Regions from separate parts of the Mus musculus genome. Here region 1 is linked to region 2. Evidence: chromatin loops called from intact Hi-C (ENCODE). Cell type or tissue: left cerebral cortex. All regions are shown on one strand.

Region 1 (5,000 bases), 76 kb after region 2:
CTCATGTTATCTTTCTACATGGAACTGCCACAATCACCATTGTATTGTCTTTTAAAATCATACATTATATAAACTAATTTTATCTCCTTGATGAATCAAAAGCCTTGCTTTCGTTCACCATTTTCATTGTACATAACTAAAAATGGCTGTGGCTGCCAGGCACGAGTGATCATGCCTTTACTCCCAACACTCGGGGCAGGGAACTCACTGGAAATCTCTGCGTTCAGGGCAGCCAGTCTTAAAATAAGTCACTGTTCTAGTGGACCAGTGCATAAGAATGTACTAGACCATGAAAGAGTGAAGTCCAGTGTGTGAGCCTCCACAGCTTCAGAGTGGCTGTTCTAACTACACACAAGGCCATCAAGATATATTGCCTAATTTTGTGTGTGATTTATTTTTATTTCCAAGATTTTATAAGGTTCATTTGAAAAATTTTAAAAAATCAGTATATTCAATATCATAAAAGGCTGATTCATTCTAGTGAATTAAATGTTAAATTCTAGGAATTAAATGTTTTAAACATAGACTGACTGCTAACACTTCGTGACATTGTAGCCGTGACACCAACAAAGTCACGCAAGGAATATACAAAAAGCTTTGGAATTTAGATATAAAAGCCCAGGTTTTTAATTATAACTTAAAAATATAAAAAGTCTTGAACCTGAGCTTACACTAAAATATACTTCAATTCTTTATTTAACCTAAAAATATTTTCTAAATAACATGGAATTTAAGAGTAGCTTTCCTAAAACATATATTAATGTGTCCTATTAATATAAAATTACTAGGCTGAACTTTACAAAATGGAAATGGAAATATCAAGAAAAGTGTAAAGAGCCTGTACTGAAACGTCTGCTCGTCCTCGGGTTTCTAACTTGGGGCAGCGCCCATCTATCTAACACTGTCATAGACAGACACAGTCCTACCACTGCTCAAAGCTCTTTCATTATCAGCGGCAGCCCATTACCACCCCACACCCTTCCCCCAGTGGCAGCCTCTGATATCTTTTTTTCCAATCTCCTTTTTTATAATAGCCTTCCTAAATCACTACGATGAAAGTCAATCCAAAAAATAGGAGGCCTGGGGCACCTCCCCAGATGAGCAGGAACACCGTGACTGATAGTGTAGGAGGAGACTGAAGAAACAGAACCCTTAGGGAGGAGGCACTTGCTACTGATATAATGCTGTTTATTAGATGCTGGATGCTATCCGTGGTCCACAAAGTTAAACTAAGGCCTTGCCTGTTTAAAAAACCATCCTATATATATTTAAATCTCTTTAAAACATTAGAGGAGGAGGCAAAGAAGAAGAAATGAAAGAAAATACAAAATTTATTCTCTGAAGCAAACAAAAATAAATGGGAAAAAAATTCATTGTGAAGAGAACAATGAAACTTGTCCTCCTTCACTTCTATTTCTGGGAACAGAATATTTCACAGGTAAATCATGTTTCATGTTTTCTCTTCGAAGACATGTTTTCGAAGAGATCCTTACCATATAGCAAAGTTGGGTTTAGAAAATTATTGCTGAACCCTAAAATGAGGGGTTAAAAACAATAAATCCATGTTTAAGGATTTTGGCAAAATAAAAACACATACCTAGATTCAAGATGAAAAAGGAAACACTTGTTCTCATGACATAATTGTTTTTGAAAAATCAAGATATTTTTCATGATTGTTCATATTTAAGAGAGAAATTCATTTCTGCAGAAATATTAGTATGCAGTGATTCCATTTGTCCTTATTAAAATTTAATTATGAAGGAATAAAATGAGTCTTTTTCCTTAATCTTTTGTTAGGAGAGTCTCTGGCATACAAACTGCTACTGTTTTTCCCACTATGAAAATAAAACAAAATCACACTTTCCTCAAATTTTCATTCTCATCAGAAAACAAAAAACAAAACACCAAATTCAAACCCACTCTGTACACAGTGAACTGTTCTCCAAGAGCTAGGAAGAAGTGGAAGTGGGTCTAAGAAGGGCACGTGTTTGTCACCACGTGTCCAGATGCTGAATCCCTACCAACGCAGGGCCCTTTGATGGTGAGAGCTGAGTGCAGCCTTTCAGGCACTGCCCTGCTCCTGTTTCCTAGGGGAGGAAGCTTTGGGCAAGGCCCTTCCAGTGTTTGTCCTCACAAGCTCAGAGACTCGCTGCTGCCTCGCTGCCCCTCCCCCACCCCTCACTTACTTTGCATCCACGCCACCACATTTGCCTTCGAAGCTGTTTGGATCTGTTGCTGAAAGCGGTGGCATTATCCGATAAGCTTTCTATATCACACAGGGTAGAGAGAAGGATTAAATGACATAACAGCATTCTTTTATATAGTCATACAAAGATAAACAGTAATACTACTTCTTAAAATTTGGTTCCCACAGAGTCTGTCAGTCTCCATTAAAACAAACAAACAAACAAACAAAACAAAGGAAAACACAGTGGAAGGTCAGTTTGTCAACTCTCCCACCCTCACCCTGACACCCACTCATGATTTCCAGAACTCTTCTTATCCACGAACTTAGTTCTGGTAAGAAAATAAGAGTTTAAAAATAAGCTGGACACAGAGCCTGACGACCTAAGTTTGACACAAAGAGCCCCACGTGATGGAAGGACAGAGTCAAGTCCCTAGCTTCCACATGCACACAATTAATGTAATAAAAGTTTTTAAATTAGGGGCTGGGGATGCTGCCCATGGGCAGATCCCTGATGTACACACTAGATCCCACACCAGAAACAAAATAAATACTTTGGCACATCTCTAGAAAAAATTTGCACACAAAAAAAAATTTTAATTTTTAGAAAACAAAGATAACTGATTTTGAGTGAAAAAAAAAAATCAAGCAAATCTATCAAGAATGAATCTGGCATACAGCTATTCACCATTAACACAGCAAGAAGGGCTAACATGTGCCAAGAGCCATTACAGGCTCAGACTAACATCTGCCTGTAAACAACAGTTGCTAAGTTTCCAGGGAAGCGTAAGTCATCATCCAAACAATACGCGAGGTCCAAGTGTGCTAGGAATCATGGGCACAGAGACTAACATCTGTGGGAAAATACAGACTACCTGAGTACCAGGGAAGACTAAATAGAAATAGCAGGCAAGTTTAAAAGGAGTACTAAAAAAAATGGATTAGATTTTAACATCTTGACATCCGAAGAAACACAAAGTGCATCAATATGACAGGGCAAGAGAAAAGAGGATTTAACTTTTTGGCAACGAAGTTTTAAACTCTCCATTCTTGTCTCAGTAAGAAGTAAACAGTACAATAATTTACATTAATGGGCAGAAACTAAGCCATGGAAATCCAGCTTAAGAACTGAATGTTGATCTCGGAAGCCACGATTCCTGAACACGGGCGGGTGGGCGATCAGACAAACGGAAAGTAAGCATTAGCTACACACAGTCACAACATCAAGAAGGGCAGCGAGTGGCTGTACCTGATTTGTCCTGTAGTTCATCCAGCCTCTCTCCTCTTTCAATTACCTTTGTAATATTCTCTTGCATTACATCAATAACTTCATCCACCTGATTCTGAACACTAGTTTGAAAAAAAAGGTAACATTTATTCTTCTTTTAGAAAACCCCACACTTTTAGAACTTTTACTAGATGTGGCAAATTCTCAGAGAACTGAGAGTTGTCATTAAACTATAAAAGTAAGCAGCGTTCTTCCATTTCTGGGTCTGAATAGCCAAGTAATTAAGGACAAAAGATACACTTTAAAGTAATACTTAACTGACAGCTTATTTTTAGTCTTGATTCTATCTTCAATGTAGCTCACAAGCAAACCAGACACTGACAGAATGCTCAGTGTGACTCTAAATGTTTCATCTTCTTGTCAGTAAAGTAGTGAAAGACTAGTTAAAACTAGTAATCAGAGTCCACCTTCCTCTGCAACGCACTCCAGCCACAAGACTTACCACGTGCTTCACCGGGTTTACTGAAGGCTAATGAGAAATAGCTAGTTCCCAAAATGGAAACGTACAGCACCCCTCTGAGCCACAGGATACCCAATGGATGTAACTCTTCAGTGCTCATTAGTTTTCTCTTCAGCCTAGGCAAGATTCAAGACAACTTGGAGCACCAAAGAATATTGGGAAATGCTCACTAATAGGCAAAAACAAAACAAAACAATTCAGTGTATAAATGAAGATGTTCTCCTCCTTATGTGATGGGAGCCTCTTCTAATCACACTCAGAGTGGTTAATGAAAACTGAAACAAGCTGAAGAATTAGTCAGATGTTCTCAGCTATCTGTCATTTAGGAGTTACCTCCTACAAAAACACAGACATACTTGCATGTCTAGTATTCCTCTGATGTTCTATCCATAGACAAATATCTATCTTAAATTACTTTATATAATAATATTTAAATAAGAAACATTAAATAAGAAATATATAAAAAGATAAATAAAGTGAATCTCTGGTCCTTATAACTCAAAAAATGTGTAAAGCATAATAACTATTAGCAACTATATACACATAGAAACCCACATATATTTAAGCAAATAAGAATATGTATTTGTCATTGTGGGTATGTGTATGTGTGTGTGTGTGTGTGTGTGTGTGTGTGTGTGTGTGTGTGAGAGAGAGAGAGAGAGAGAGAGAGATCATCCGTCCTGTCCTACACTATTCCCCGCAAATTAGCCCAGTCATACACAATTATGAAAAAAGTGCACTATCCTTTATTTGAGCTAGTCAAGGTCGGTGCTTTAAAAACAAGGTGAGGGCCCACTCAGACATAGGTGATGTAGAGGCAGTGCCATCACATTTTAGGAGCAATTACTATGACTGATCAGCTCATCTCTCACCTACGTTAGAAACATTACATATACCCATGAATTATCTACAGTCTTCAGGATTCATCACAGCTTCCCAGAGTTCTCCATCCACACATTATTCTACTGAAGGCTGTAAGGCTAGCTAGCTCAACCAAGCAGGGATGTGCATAAAGATCTGACATGCCTGCTGAATCTCCAAGAGATGTATATCCAATTATCCAAACA
Region 2 (5,000 bases):
AAAAATAAATAAAATCTTTTAAAAATAGACTAAAGAAATAGACTCTCCTTGTCACACAATTAAAATTCTGTTGTAGCTCTGATAATAGAATGCTGCAAAGAGAAGCAATAAGCTAAAAAGGCAAATTCACTAGAATTACATGAGTGGAAACCCTAAAAGTCAAGGACATGTAGAATAATTGATTTTAAGCTCTAAGAATAAATAGCTGACAAACTTATTCAACAAAGGTATCTTGGAGTCTTTAGAAAATAAGGAAATTCCAAGAGAAAGACAAATTAAAGCAGCCCTTGACACTAAAACAGCATACAGGAGAGGCACTTGCTGGAAACCTATGCACAGAGGAGGAATTCGCGCTCAGAAAGGAAAGATCTCATGAGAAGAATAGCCATAAGAATTAGAAAATAATCAAACAACAAATTGGTAAAGCCAGTATTTTAGTCAGGGTTCTTTAAATGAACAGAACTAAGAAAATGAATAAGTAAATATATATTCATGTATGTGGGATTTATTAGACTGGCTCACAGGGTGTGTCACCATGCAAAGGCTAAGAATTTCATAGGTGTTCAGCCTACAGGCAGGACATCTCAGCCATCCCAATCTGGCTTTGGAGTCCTGGAGGAGTTCTGAAGAGCTCCTGTCTTCAGTGTGTTCTGGAATCCTGAAGCTGGGTTTACTACTGGCAGCACCCACATAGACGAACTTGCCAGCGAGGATGGGGGCAAGCACAGTCTGGATGGACTCCATGACTTTAACAGGAAAACATGAAGTTGGGAGGTGGGTTGGGTCTGGGAGGAGATGGGGGGAGTAGTAGAGATGAATAGGATTTTTAAAAAATGTACATGTGTATGAAATTCTCAAAAAAATAATAAAAATGTTTTAACCAAGAGTTGATCTTTGAAATGGTGAACAATATTAGTAAACTCTTAACTAAATAAATAAAAGTCATCAATACAATTAAGAAATAAACATAAAAGACATCAGGATAAGAGGGGAGGAAAGGAGACTATTTAAAAGAGCTTCAGAAACCCACAGCAAGGAAGAAGGAGAAGAAAGGAGGAGGAGGAGGAGGAGGAGGAGAAGCTGCTGTTGTTGAAAACTTGAGAGAAACATGAGAGAGATGTACCAGAGAGAAGAAAGTGAACAGAACACAGCCCCAGCCAGCAGGCTCCCAGAATGCAGGAAGGGAACAGAAATCTCATTTAAAGGGTAAGCCGCTCAGCCTTGTGCAGTTCACCAGAGAGGCCATAGCTCTAAATCCTCCTCAAACACAGTTGCAGAGTGCTCTGACTGGCAGAATAATCAACAGTGGAAAGTTCTTGCTCCAAAGGCTGTGGCCAGGGGTCAGCTTGAAAGACAGCCTATTGCTTCGAATTGAGCTATCCTAAGGACTTGAGACCAGAGAACAGTCTGCGTGAGACAGCTCGGGAAACAGCTGGGGGTGAGGGGTGCTGGGCAATGACAAAGTGGGGAAGTAGAAGTCATAGGAAGTTAATCCATTTCTGCAAGCGCAATGTCTAGGTCCCACCCTCAGTGCCTGGGATAAGACCTCATCCACTGAGAAAACTGCAGACTGATCATCCAGAGCCTGACGTTAGCCCGTGGATCAGCAACTGGCGCCAGAGAACTCCGAAGCGGGTCATGTGACATCCTTAGGCACATCCCTCTAGAAGGGTTAATTCGTGCTTGGTGGGTTTTGAAACTACAAAGAAAAGTGTGTCCATCCATATTTTGGTACTGTAATTGTTTCTCACCCTCCCCCTCACCCTCCCCCTCCCCCTCCCCTCCCCCTCTCCTCCCTCTCCCTCTCCCTCTCCCTCTCCCAAACCCCCAGGTGAAATGTTAGCTACTGCTTGTGCCCTACAGAGGAAATCTACAGGAGGAAAGGGAGGCCCAGCCCAGACCATACGCTGCAAAGCTGTGTGACCAGCAGAGGTCAGTAGTACATAAAGAAGGGAAGCTACTAAGGGCGAAGCCTGTCGAGGCCTCTGTTGATTATGTGTTTACCCAATATAGGCGAACGACAGCATGAATACCAAATTCAACTGACCCTCTTCCCCGCCCCACCACCATCACCTTGAATACAGAAGTAATCCCGACGTTTCATCTGTTATTCTTTTTGTCCCTTGAGTTTAAGATTTATTTTTATTTCATGTGCATACAAGCTTGCCTGCATGTATGTATGTGAATATTGTGTCCGCCTGGTGCCCCAAGAGATCCTGGAACTGGAGTTACAAGCAGTGTGCGGCTTTATGGGTTCTGGGAACCAAACATTGATCCCCTGGCAAAAGCAGCAAGAGCTTTAATCACTGAACACCCCTCTCTCTGTCTCTGTCTCTCTGTCTGTCTGTCTCTGTCTGTGTCTGTCTGTCTCTCTCTCTCTCTCTCTCTCTCTCTCTGTGTGTGTGTGTGTGTGTGTGTGTGTGTGTGTGTGTGTGTGTGTGTGTGTGTGTTTGAGGAAGGATTTCTCTGTGTAGCCCTAGCTGTCCTGGAACTTGCTAAGTAGACTTGTGTGGCTTCCAACTCAAAGATCCACCTGCCTCTACCTCCTCAGAGCAGGGATTAAAAGTGTGCACTACCAACCTGGTGTGAACCGTCTCTTAAGCACCCTGTTATCATCATCATCATCGCCGCCACCGCCACCATAATATTTTAAAGACTCTTATGTTTTCTTTCTATTCATCTTTATACATTTGTCTACTCGTTAGTAGGCAAACGTTTAGTTGTTGTTGTTTGGGGGGGGGGCTTTTTGGCCTTCTGTTTTCACACTTTCCCTTTATGCTTTTAGTACTATTACAGTCTTGCCCCACTCTAGGCTTTTAAAACTTTGTGGGTTTTTCCCCCCTTCTTACATTCATGTAATTGGGGTTATGGACTTCTCTCATTATTGGGGATTTTACATTCTTTTTTGATGTCTTGAGCTTTTTCCTCTCCTTCAGAGCTTTCTGTTCTGTCTCTTCTCACATGTTTGCTTCATTTCTTTCCCCTCTCCCTGCCAGGCTCCTTTATGTTGTCCATGTGTGCTTCCATGTCATGTACACTTTGACGTTGTTGCTTTTGAAGCCAGTTGATTCCTCTATTCTGCTGCGGGAGGTTTACCCCTCAAGAGTAGAGCAGGCTACTCCGTAAGAAAAATACACAAAGAAAATTGGAGGGGATAACCAGACCAACAAGGAGGAGGAAGGGAAGGAGGGGAGAGAGGGAGAGAGAGGAGGAGGAGGAGGAGGAGGAGGAGGAGGAGGAGGAGGAGAAGAAGAAGAAGAAGAAGAAGAAGAAGAAGAACAAGAACAAGAACAAGAACAAGAACAAGAAGAACAAGAAGAACAAGAACAAGAAGAAGAACAAGAAGAAGAACAAGAAGAACAAGAACAAGAAGAACAAGAAGAAGAAGAACAAGAAGAAGAACAAGAGGAAGAAGAAGAAGAACAAGAAGAACAAGAAGAAGAAGAACAAGAAGAAGAACAAGAAGAACAAGAACAAGAAGAACAAGAACAAGAAGAACAAGAAGAACAAGAACAAGAAGAAGAGGAGGAGGAGGAGGAGGAGGAGGAGGAGGAAGGAAGGAAGGAAGGAAGGATGGATAGATAGATAGTGTGGCTGGAGAGATGATCCAATGGTTAAGAGCACTGACTGCTCTTCCAGAGGCCCTGAGTTCAATTCCCAGGAACCACAGAATGACTCACAACCACCTGTAATGAGATCTGATGCCCTCTTATGGAGTGTCTGAGGACAGCTACAGTGTAGTCATATATATATATGGGTACTGACATCTCCAATACACTGGGGTGTTCCACTCAAACTAGGCTTCACCAATAGCCTCTCATAGGCTCTCTTTATGGTGACAAGCCTCAAATCCTTTGCATGACCCCTTCAGTCCTGGGCCATCAACTACAGCTGAGGCTATACCTTCACCAGTGGCCTTCCATGACCTCTCAAAGTGCCAAGCCTCAGCTGTTCTTCATGACACCTTCATGCCTTCAAAACCAGTACCACCTGGGTGATTCGTACACATTACCAAGTCCAGCTGCACCACGAGGTACAACCTTGGCTATCTCTGGAACACAGCTTCTTTGTGCTCCCAGAAAACAATTCCCAGAAGATTTTACCTCGGTGATGCTGGCCTCTTCATAATCACTGCTAATTCCTTAGCTCCAGCTAACCAGCATCAATTGTCCCAGTAGTTCCTTCCATTCTTAACTCTAGAGCCAGAGCCACATGGCTGAAGCTGCCGAGTTCTGCTGCTTACAGGAACTAGAGCATGATCCCCTTGTACTATTACATTATCACTGGCTTTATGTTTTCCAAATCCTTCACTGCCTAAGCTTGGCTATCCTGGTTCTTGCCCTGTAGATTGACCTTGAATGCAGAGATCAGCATGCCTGTCTCCTGGGGATTAAAGGTGTGTACCACCATGCCTGAATCTAAATTCAGCTGGGTAGGATCTTGCCCCAAGGTCCCACTCCCTTAATCTGTTATTTCCTAGGACACAGGATTTTGCTCCATTTCACTTCCTGGTATGCCTTTAATACTCAGACCATATATTTTATATTTTGCCTTTCTAAGCTTGTTCAAACTTCTCCTTGTGAGATTTAACCAGAGAACAGTCTCTGCTGGGCTTTTTTTGAAACTTCCTTTGTCAATGCAATTAATGCAATTAATCCAAGTCTCTTCACCTTAGCCTCAGGCAGACTTTTCAGACAAGAGCAAAAAGTAGCCACATTCTTCACCAAAATACCACAAAAACAGTCTTTATGCCACATACTGAAATGCTTCTCCTTTGAAATCTCTTGGGCCAGGTCAACACAGTTCAAATTACTCCCATAAACAAAGTCTTCCATATTCCTACTAGGATGACCCATTAAGCCCCATTCAAAGCATTCCACTGAGTTCCAAATCCAAAGTCCAAAAATCCACATTCTTTCAAATAAAAGCATGGTCAGGCCCATCACAGCAATACCCCACTCCCAGTACCAACTTCTGTATTGGGTTTTACTGCTGTGAAC

Evidence for each region. Peaks named below come from ENCODE experiments on the same cell type or tissue, not always from the same donor. Only the 100,000 strongest peaks of a DNase experiment are listed, where the experiment ranks them.
Region 1: a loop joins it to region 2, with 2.6 times the contacts of the local background. A loop is called at or near these places in 4 of 42 quality-filtered maps.

Annotation. Positions count from the first base shown.
Region 1 is chr1:162,586,731-162,591,730 of GRCm38, reverse strand. It overlaps Vamp4 (vesicle-associated membrane protein 4), which reads right to left. Exons shown (of 8, transcript NM_001356527.1): 5 at 3,435-3,535; 6 at 2,187-2,266. Among named protein-coding and RNA genes, the nearest start is that of Vamp4, 19 kb to the right of the region's middle. In left cerebral cortex, no CTCF peak of the experiment used is centred here; a DNase peak (open chromatin) is centred at 2,028.
Region 2 is chr1:162,662,236-162,667,235 of GRCm38, reverse strand. It overlaps a transcript of Myocos not described here. Among named protein-coding and RNA genes, the nearest start is that of Myocos, 6.5 kb to the right of the region's middle. In left cerebral cortex, a CTCF peak has its summit at 1,942 (motif pointing right); DNase peaks (open chromatin) are centred at 647, 1,409, 1,586 and 1,938.